2 separate regions of the Homo sapiens genome follow, and region 1 is linked to region 2. The links are chromatin contacts, found by Hi-C or POLR2A ChIA-PET in ENCODE. All regions are on one chromosome and are shown on one strand. Each heading gives the region's core, a stretch centred on a gene start or an enhancer-like site at or near the end of the contact. The rest is flanking DNA. Distances are from core to core; before and after follow the strand shown. Region 1 overlaps C12orf75 (chromosome 12 open reading frame 75). Region 2 holds the start of NFYB (nuclear transcription factor Y subunit beta).

The links. Hi-C counts contacts between places; a loop is a spot of excess contacts on that map. ChIA-PET counts read pairs that join two places held with the same protein, here RNA polymerase II (POLR2A). Pooled maps may share reads with other maps.
Region 1: a loop to region 2 is called in a pooled map, with 4 times the contacts of the local background. The contact joins the enhancer-like site here to the promoter of NFYB in region 2. A Hi-C loop is called at or near these places in 2 of 37 single-sample maps with no recorded cell type and 2 of 50 pooled maps. POLR2A ChIA-PET finds 5 or more read pairs at or near these places in 2 of 52 experiments (Caco-2 and PC-3).

The regions. Positions count from the first base shown.
Region 1 is chr12:105,356,555-105,361,413 of GRCh38, reverse strand. All of the region lies in intron 2 of C12orf75 (chromosome 12 open reading frame 75), which reads right to left. Among named protein-coding and RNA genes, the nearest start is that of C12orf75, 28 kb to the right of the region's middle. RefSeq lists a silencer at 3,709-3,778. Within about 2 kb of position 3,338, at least 3 of the 41 ENCODE cell types and tissues checked have a DNase peak (open chromatin) inside an H3K27ac peak, as active enhancers do.
Region 2 is chr12:104,135,285-104,140,630 of GRCh38, reverse strand. It overlaps NFYB (nuclear transcription factor Y subunit beta), which reads left to right and starts at 2,421. Exons shown (of 8, transcript NM_006166.4): 1 at 2,421-2,490; 2 at 5,099-5,183. The coding sequence starts at 5,178. LOC105369947 (a long non-coding RNA gene) reads right to left here and starts at 400. Exons shown (of 3, transcript XR_945286.2): 1 at 1-400. RefSeq lists enhancers at 1,684-1,853, 2,677-3,268, 3,269-3,862 and silencers at 2,238-2,537, 2,588-2,687, 2,788-2,867, 2,928-3,057.

The sequences.
Region 1 (4,859 bases), core at 2,089-4,588, 1.2 Mb before region 2:
ATTTGAATCCTTGTTCTCAATTTCTCAAGTGTTGAATAATGCCCCAGCTATCCAAACAACAGGGCTGCCCCATCTGCAAACCATTTTAAGGAATCAACATACCTTTTTCCCCCTCACAAAACTCTTTATTTTGAAAGATTTTACCTGCCTTAATAATTTCAGCCTGGGCAACACGGCAAGATCTTATCTCTACTAAGAACACAGAAAATAAAATAAAAGTAGCCAGGTGTGGTGGTGTGCACCTGTGGTCCCAGCTACAGGAGGTGGCGGTGGGAGGATCACACGAGCCTCCCTCTTGTGAGGGAAAAGGGTACGTTGATTCCTTAAAATGATCTACAGGGCAGGCGCGGTGGCTCACACCTTTAATCCCAACACTTTGGAAGGCCGAGACAGGCGGATCACCTGAGGTCAGGAGTTCGAGACCAGCCTGGCCAACATGAAGAAACCCCGTCTCTACTAAAAATACAAAAATTAACTGGGCATGGTGATGTGTGCCTGTTATTTCAGCTACTCGGGAGGCTGAGGCAGGAGAATCGCTTGAACCTGGGAGGCGGAGGTTGCAGTGAGCCGAGATCGCGCCATTGCACTCCAGGCTGGGCAACAGAGACAGACTCGGTCTCACAAAAAAAAAGATCTAAGATGAGGCAGCCCAGATGTTCACCTGAGCCCGGGAGACAGTGGTTGCAGTCAGCTGAGATCACGCCACTGCACTCCAGCCTGGGTGAAAGAGCAAGGCCCCGTCTCAAAAAATAAAAATTGTAATAATTCACTTGTCAATATTTTCTTACACATGTAAGTGCCAAAAGGAGCTTCTGATGGGCATGGGGGAACTGAGGTGCCCACAGGTAGCTTATGTCATTCAAATCAAAGGCAAATAAATTTTACATTTACAGGTACACATCACCGTAGGCACACATAGATTTCTATTAGGTTTCAGAAGTTACAAAAATAGTGTCTGGTCCTTCTTCAGCCCTGAGGATCCAGAATGTCTTGCTGGAAATGGCCATGCTCAGGCCAGAACATCCACAGCCACATAAGCTCCTGGATGAGCCACTCCGTTCTTCACCAAGGATGTGATTATTTTCTTTTCTGGTCACTACAGCTCCAGTTGTAGGGCAGTGACCACTGCATGCTCTGCAGCCGTGATTGCTGATGGACTGCAAAATTTGTCCCCCAAACCAGAGAAAGAAATGGGGAGGGAGAGCAGAACACAGAGCCACACCCTCCCCAGCCTTGTGAGAATAGCAGCCAGTGATAGGGCCCAGAAGGTCTTCAGAAGGAGGCAGCAAGGCCCTAGTTTCTGCAGTCAGTCCTAATGCAGATCAGTAAGAGCAAGGAATGAGATGACTTCACCCTCTAGAATCTTCCCTCAGAGATCAGGGCCTGGAGATTGAATTATTCTGTGCTGGAGGAGATAAACAAAGTGAAGACAAGGCCAATTCACGGTGGCTGAAACTAGAAAAGAGGTCAAACTGTCCTGCTGCACTTGATCACACTCTTTGGGAGTTAATTGGTCCAAACATCTCTACAAACTCAGTTTAAACATAATCTTGCTCCCGTAGAAAAGGAGCAAATGGACATACAGCAACCAGGATAAATCTCTCATGGTATAATCGTAATCTTTTTTTTTTTTTTTTTTTCTGGAGAAGGAGTCTGGCTCTTTTGCCCCAACTGGAGTGCAGTGGTGTGATCTCAGTTCACTGGAACCTCTGCCTCCTGGGTTCAAACGATTCTCCTACCTCAGCCTCCCAAATACCTGGGACTATAGGCACACACCACCACGCCTGAGTAATTTTTGTATTTTTAGTACAGACGGGGTCTCACCATGTTGGCCAGGCTGGTCTTGAACTCCTGACCCCAAGTGATCCACCCGCCTTGCCCTCCCAAAGTGCTGAGATTACAGGTGTGAGCCACTGCGCCCAGCCAGTAATAATCCACTGCTAAATAATAGCCTCCTGGGGTGGAGGGCACAATTCAGGAAGCAATGCCCAGACGCCCACAAGCCAACGCACTAAAAACTGGAAAATGGGAGAGAAGCAACTTAGGGGCAACAAGAGTACCCCTTAATCTACTATAAATGGGGAAGAAACCTTGAAGATAAGGCTTATACCAAGAGAACCAAAATGCAGAGTTAGAGGAGATAAGGGATCAGGTGCCATAAACCAAATCACCTAAAAATAAAAAGTAAAAGGTGAATTCTACCAGTTTGCCTCCCACCACTTCTGGCCTGGCCCCAAGCATTGAAGCTTATCACGACTTCTTCAATTTCACAACCATGGAGTCAAACGTTGGTGCCGACGCAGGGGAAGAGAAACTAGCCCAAATTACCAAGGGATCAAGGGAAATCTGGAAATAAGTACGTGGCACATCAAGACAAATCCTGCTCTTGCTAGGGGAGCTATGCTAGACATTAAGTCCATTAGAGAAGTGAAAGGGGAAGGAAGACCCAAGGGAAGGGACTGGAACCAAGTGCTGGGGTTTGGTCGAAACATCATCCGCTTTACAGCTGTGCCCAGAGCCAATCTTAGAAGGAAGACTGACTTCTGGAGTCCAAAGAGTGCTGGAGGAAGCCAGTACTAAAGGATTTACATTAATTTACTGAGCAGTGATTCCATTTTCTAGTTGCACACGAGCCACTACTCTAAAGAATAAACTTGTGTAATAAGCTTGTTTTTCCAGGGTAAGCATGACTGAAAACCTATCGGTAAATTGCTTTCTCTGGTATCAAGACAATGTTTTGTTTCTCCTCATCTATACCATTTGAAAAATTTGTGGAAAGTAATGCAACATTTGAAAAAATGTAAGACTGAAATATTTTTTAATCATAACCTCAAATACCATCTTATCAGGAAAACCCTGTATTTATTTATTATTATTGTTTTGGTTTTTTTCTGAGACAGGGTCTTGCTCCATAGCCTAGGCTGGAGAGCAGTGGCACAATCATAGCTCACTGTAGCCTCAACCTCTCAGGCTCAAGCGATGCTCCCATCTCGGCCTCCCTAGCAGCTGGCACCACAGGCGCACACCCCGCACCTGGCTAACATATATGTTTTTTGGTTTTGTAGAGATGGAGTCTCACTATGTTGCCTAGACTGGTCTCGAACTCCTCAGCTCAAGTGATCCTCCCACCTTAGCCTCCTGAGTGGCTGGGACTACAAACACGTGCCACCATGCCCAGCTATAAAACCTTTTAAACCACAGGAACGTTCCCTAAGAACCATAGAACATGTATTCACCAATTTGGACCAGGTTTAAAAAATACACTGAGCCCAGCGCAGTGACTCACATCTGTAATCTCAGCAATTCAGGCAGCCAAGGCAGACAGATATCTTGAGCCCAGGAGTTCAAGATCAGCTGGGGCAACAAAGGGAGACCCTGTTTCTTCAAAAAATACAAAATAAAATAGCCAAGCATGCTGGCTTGCACCTGTAGTCCCAGCTACTCAGGAGGCTGAAATGGGAAGACTGCCTGAGCCTGGGAGGTCGAGGTTACAGTGAGTCATGATCGCACCACTGCACTCCAGCCTGGGCAACAGAGCAAGACCCTGTGTCTGTCTGTCTGTCTGTCTGTCTCTCTCTCTCTCCTCTCTCTCTCTCTCTCTCTCTCACACACACACACACACACACACACACACAGAAAATACATTGGGCATTCAACTAAAATCAGGTCTCCTTTTGTTAGCAAAAAAATGTAGCTTCTTTTATCAAAGAACAGGTGATCAAGGAGAAAGAATGAGTCGAGGTTCAAGCCACCCGTTGAGTATCATAATCATCTCCTAGCCTAAGGTCACACACTTACAGGGCTCTGAGTCAGACTTTCAGTCATAGCATTAATAAAACTGTTTGCAGAAACAAGTGTTATTCAAGGTGACCCCCGTAACTCATATTCTCCCCACTTTCAACGTCTTTTGGGATTGTTGAAAAGATAAATCCTCAGTTGATGGTTTAAACATGACTCACTCTTGTAGAGTAAGATACTGTTTAGTGATATGTACCTTATCAAAGTTGGCTTGACACTCGGCATGCAAGAAAAAGAAAGAAGAAAAGAAAAAAAAGCAACTGACCAAAGGCAACCACTGCAACTAAGATTACAGATGGATGGCTTCGGGTTTCCTCTGTCTCAGAGTTTCTATTAATTCCACTTCTAGCTCACTTCCTGTGAACTTACTAAAACCAGCCAGGTGCTCTTCTTACCCTTCTCAGGGTGAATAGCAGTGCTGATCCAGATTCTCTAGGTAGTTATGCATCCTTCTGTTTTATACTAGGGTCACAGACTTTTTCTGAATGAACTGGAGACATTGAATGTCTCTCTAATCATAAATAAGCTCTGTCTTCTTGTAGGTCGGGGTTCTGGAAGGTGGGCTGCCTCCAAAACGACCATGTCTCTGTGGCTGCTCTTTGGGGTGGGTGGGCTTTCGCCTACCTGGCCTTTTTTTAAATTAATGTATTTTTTGCATGCCTATTTAAAACCAAATATCTGCATGGAACACCTCAACCTTACAATCATTTTAAATTACTATGATTTATCTTACCAATAACTATCACTTTCATTAAGTGAAACCTTATTCAAAGTTAATACATAAAATATGAATCTTTTTCTTCCTCAGTAATATATGGTAGTCAAAATCTTTCATCATTACATTTACTTAGTTTCTGGGTTGTATAAAATAGCTATCCCAAGTGACCTAAAGATTTTAACAGTGAAATAATGGAACCATGTCATGATCAAGGACAAATACAGATGACAAATATGAGATAGCAGCCAGCCATTTGAAACAGCAGCTCCCAAGTCATCCTTGCTACAACTTACCTGAAAATTCAGAAAGTTCTCACTTCCCTTAGGCTTCTAGAACTAACAAA
Region 2 (5,346 bases), core at 1,172-3,671:
TGGCCTTCCTCTTTCACCAAGTCATCAGAAAAGTGGTTAACATTTATTGGGGGCTTCCTGAAATAGATACAGAAGAAACAGAGAACACAGGTTGGTTGTTAAGGCAGGATGACCTAGGATCCAACTGCAGAGGGGATGTGGACCGGGTTCCATTTCTCCTAGAGTTCTGGCTCCTCAGGGTAAGGAGAGTGATTCATTCACCTTTGTAGCCCTTGGGCTCCTAGTACAATGCCTGCAGAATGTAGGAGCTGATATTACCTTTTAGTGGAATTTGAATTAAGCACATAGTTTAGATCCACAGTACTGAAATGATAAACTATTAACTCAGAAAAGTAGTCATCTTCGCATCTTTTGGTTCACCATCCAGAATTGGGAGAAGGATTAGTCATCTTTCTCCCAATTCTTTTTTTTTTTTTTTTTTCCTTTTTTGAGACAGAGTTTCATTCTTGTCGCCCAGGCTGGAGTGCAATGGCGCGATCTCAGCTCACCGCAACCTCCGCCTCCTGGGTTCAAGTGATTCTCCTGTCTCAGCCTCTCGAGTAGCTGGGATTACAGGCATGCGCCACCACGCCCGGCTAATTTTGTATTTTTTAGTACAGACGGGGTTTCTCCATGTTGGTCAGGCTGGTCTCGAATTCCTGACCTCAGGTGATCGGCCTGCCTTGGCTTCCCAAAGTGCTGGGATTACAGGCGTGAGCCACCATGCCCAGCCCCTTCTCCCAATTCTATTACTTTATATTTCCTGCCTTTGAACCTTTGAACACATCATTTCACTCCTTAATCTCCACTTTATGGGTAAGCATAGAGAAAGGGAGAAATTAAACTCAGGCCAATTTTTCCTTTTTTTTTTCTAAGCAAATAACACCTTTTAAATGTTTGATGGAGATTGAAGAAATTCATGCTATATAAAGATCTTAGGATAACTTTTTTTTTTTTTTTTTTTGAGATGGAGTCTTGCTCTGTCGCCTAGGCTGGAGTGCAATGGTGTGATCTCGGCTCACTGCAACCTCTGCCTCCCGGGTTCAAGCGATTCTCCTGCCTCAGCCTCCTGAGTAGTTGGGATTACAGGCGCCCACCACCACGCCCGGCTAATTTTTGTATTTTTAGTAGAGACGGGGTTTCGCCATGTTGGTCAGGCTGGTCTCGAACTCCTGACCTCAGGTGATCGGCCTGCTTCGGCCTCCCAAAGTGCTGGGATAACTTTTTTTTTTTAAAGGGCTTTCTATGTATACATTATCCCAAACAACCCTGAGAAGCAGACATTTGGCCAAGATCACAAGCCTGTAAGAAGGGGAGTTGGAATTCAAGTCAGGTTGTCTGATGACAGTGGCATTGCTACTTACTCCTCTTGTCACAATTTGGGGCTTTCATTTGTCTTTTCTTCCATACTTGCCGCAGAAATGTTTAAATACTCTGAGAAACAGTAGGAACTCTATAAATAAAAGATCTCTGTATTTTTACATAATCAAAGCTGGAGAGTTTAATGTGGTGCAGGCCACTCGGTTAGTGGAAGCAGAGGGCATGCCATCCCCAGCTCCGGTTGCAGTGAGTGGATCCAGTGTTGGATTACCCACCTCTGGGATGGTCACTGCTAAGCGAAGCTGAACTCAGGACTGCAGTTTGAGAAAGACAGCGAAGGAGCTTGGCTGCACAGAGGCAAGAACGGGCCACGGATTCTTGCAGCCAAAATGTCATCTGGTTGGGAAAAGCCGCTTGTCAATCTGCAGCTACTAGAGGGGTGGGGGTGGGTGGAAAATGCAGCATCTTAAGTTCAAGATTCAGGGTGAAGGCTGGCTAGACTTAGCAGGGGTCTGCATCTTTAGATGAAATGTGAAAAACACCCAAGCTCAGGGACCAAATGACAGGGAGCGCTGTGCATGCGGCGACGCTAACAGGGACCCAAGGAAAGAAAACACGAGGCGCTGAAGGCGCTCCAGGAGGCCCCCGCCGTTCAGACCCTCCCGGTGGCTCGGGCGCGTCGTCCTAGGGGGCGGCTTCTGTCCTTGGTTTCCCCTTCTTAAAAATCCAGGCGCAGGCAGGCTGAGCTCAGGCGGCTGAGGCACCTCCACGTGGCGGGGGAAGGGGTGACAAAGAGAGGGACGCCCGAGAGATCCCGCTTCGCACAGGCCCGGGTCAGCACCGGGAAGGAGGCCCGCCTAGACCCGAACGGCGCGCCCGGGCAGGGCCCTGGAAGACCTCGCGCCTAGAGGAGCGGCATCCGGAGCGGCGCGGAGGCCTCACAGGAACGCGGGACTGGGCCGGGGGCGGGGCGGGGCCGGGGGCGGGGCGGGGCGGGGCGGGGCCGCGGCGGGCGGGCGCGCGGGCGGCGCGGAGGGAGGGTGTCGCGCCGAGGGAAGCGGCCCGCGGCGGAGGGAGGGGAGGCCGAGTCCTGGAAGCGGAGCTCCGCGCTGGGACTGGTTCCTTCGCAGCCATTTTCTGTCCAACCAAACAGCCGATTGGAGACGGGAGCCAACCAGGGCTGCATTGGAGGTTTGTGTCTCGCTTCGGCCAATGATCGCTCCTAAACCGACTCCACTTTAGCTCGAATGAAATGTCCGTCTCCTCCCGGCGCCGTCCCCGCCGCCAACGCCGCCGCGGCCGGGGGCACTAGCCTCCCGCCCTCCCGCGCGGGCCGAGGCCGGGCCCCGCGCCTGCGAGGCCGCTCCCGCAGCGGGCCGGGCCGGGGAGCGGGCGCGGGGCCGCGGCGCGGCTCTTTGTGCGCCGGGCTGAGGAGCGGCGGGACGCGGGCCAGGCCACCTCACCCTCGCCGCCGTTGAGCTCCGGGCCCGGGGCCGAGGAGGGGCCGCGGGGCTGCGTCGGGGCCCCGCTCTCGACGGCGTCCCGGGCCGGCTCCATTTTGTGCGGGGAGCCGGCCGAGGGGCGGGAGACGCGGCCCGGGCCCTGGCCCCGTAGCCCCGGCGGCGGCGCGAGTCCCCGGGGGCGCCCTCCTCCCGCCCGCGGGGCTGTGGCGGGGCCCGGCGCTTTGTCTGCCCGCACATCCCGGGGGCCGCGCGGCGGGTGGGAGGCAGGCGTTGGGCGCGGGGCCGGGGCGGCCGGGCGAGTCAGGGGATGCGCTCTGGGGGCGGCCTCCTGGCACTCGCAGGGCTGACAGGTCGCCGGGACCAGGCCGTGGGGCCGGGGCCACCCAGGCACCTGCGTGGGGAGGAAGGCATGGCTTTAGCTTCCCCGCAGCCTGGTTTGCGCGTAAAGAATGCAGCCATCTGGCGGTTTGCGGTCCCTGTACTTGCCCCGAAGGTGGGAAGGAAGCCCTTCGGATTGGACTAAGGTTTTAATCATTAGTGGTGGGAGGCGGGAGGATATGCAGGGCCTTAAAGAACGGTAGTCTTAGAGAACAAAGAATTACAGAGCACCCACAAATCGTAATCTCGCCCAAAGCACTCTAACAGGATAATTTAAACAAGGTTAGGTAGCCTGCGACCTTTAAAAAAATGGCATCCCACTAACCCGCATGGACCCCATAGTTGCGTGGTTCGTGCTACAAATCACTGGGGTGGTTTCATCTCTCTTAGTATGGAAACTAATCAGCAACATAAAGTGATGAAAGCAAACGGATCAATATCAGTGGCACTAATCAGTGGGGGGTTTATTTGTAAAGTATTGAAAGTTTAACCAAAATTCCTTAAAAGGCAAATTATTCCTTCCCTGCATTGCTCTTGTATCTTAATTTAAGGATTACTGTATATTGATGCAAAACTCTGGTTGTTGATGCCAAAGAATGGAGGGTGGAGGAAGGGACTACTGCTTTTCTTGGATACAAATTTGCATTTCTTAAAACATTAAACAGATGTATGCATTCCCTTGAGCTTTTACATATATCAACCTGCCCTTAAGAAAATATACACCATATGAGGTGACAGTGTTTTTCTTTAATGTACTGAGTCTAAATATATACTGAATCAACTATTTGGGTGAGTGAGTGTGGTGTGGTATGACTCCCTGCCCACACCCCCCTCTCCCATTCCAAGCAAAATACATAAATATAGCTCCCATGTTTTAAGTGTTCTGAGGGCTTATTTTTTCAAAGACACTCTTTAAAAAATAACATTTCTCGTTACAAGGAAGGACTTTTCTGAGCAGTTTTGGGGTTAGAGGATACTATTAATATTTGAAAAGAAATTATAAATTACTTTTAATATTATAGCAAACGTCAAGCAGTTTTTGCTACCTGGACCTTTTTAGTGGCATTAAAAACTTTCAATTCAGTGGCTACAATTTTTTCTGCTATTTGCTAGATTTCATGCTTGGATGCGTATCAGTATATCTTCTCCCTTTAAAATTAACACTGAAAGGATGTGTTTTTGTTTTGGCATCCTACCCCTCCCCCATTTAATTGTTTCCTTTGAGAAAGAATGGAGCAAATGAGAAATGAAACTTGTAACACAGCAATTGGTACTAATTTGTTCAGCTATTTATGCCTTACAGTGAGACTGAAGTGCTATTTCGATGCAATTTTAGTCAAAAATGGTGGTGCTTCAAAATTATAAATAAGGGTCTTGATTGTGTTGCTTTTTTGATATCTTCTCAGTGCAGAATGTATCTTCATTACAGTATAATCTGAGATTCTTAATTGAAAAGCATTATATTCTCAGATAATTTTTTCCTCCTCTTGAGCTATAGAATGTCTAAATGTTACTCTGAAACATTTAAGAAAACCATCACCAAAAAATTAAGATGATAAGGGGTGTGTTTGCATCTTGAGTGTTAATGTTTTAAGTAATTTAGATGTATAATTTTTGGTCTCTTGCATATTATATAATTTGGTCCCTTTTTGGTGTATTGTAATGAATGTTTATGATGAATATGGCTAAATTCAGGGTTATGTTGGAAAATCCATTTTCTCCTTTCCCCATGGAATTAACTTGTTTTTAAGTTCTCCAAAATAAATCTTTCAAGTCAACAAACATTTATTGGGTGCCTTTTTATACTATTTTATACCATGTACTCCATTGATTAAGAATAGTAGTCAAAATTATACAAGCCCTCTTTAATTTTATGAGAAAAAAAGCCTATAAGTGATACATTTGATGTATTTTTACTATTGATAGATGTTAGGTCCTAATAGATGTTTATCTTTTAGGTTGAAATCACAAAGATTAGACACCTTTTTAGATAGGTGTTCTTCAGCACCACTGACAACACGGTTCTGACAGTATTTCATGACAGTAAGTATATTTTACCATTTTGGTTGTTAATTAGATTTGAATAGTAATTGGCTGGAAATAAAATTGTAACCAATTTATACTGGAGGTGCCTGGTAGAATGAATGCATTTCAAGTCTAGACAGACAGTACCTCTGCTCATTCCTGTTGCTTCCTTATTTTCAGC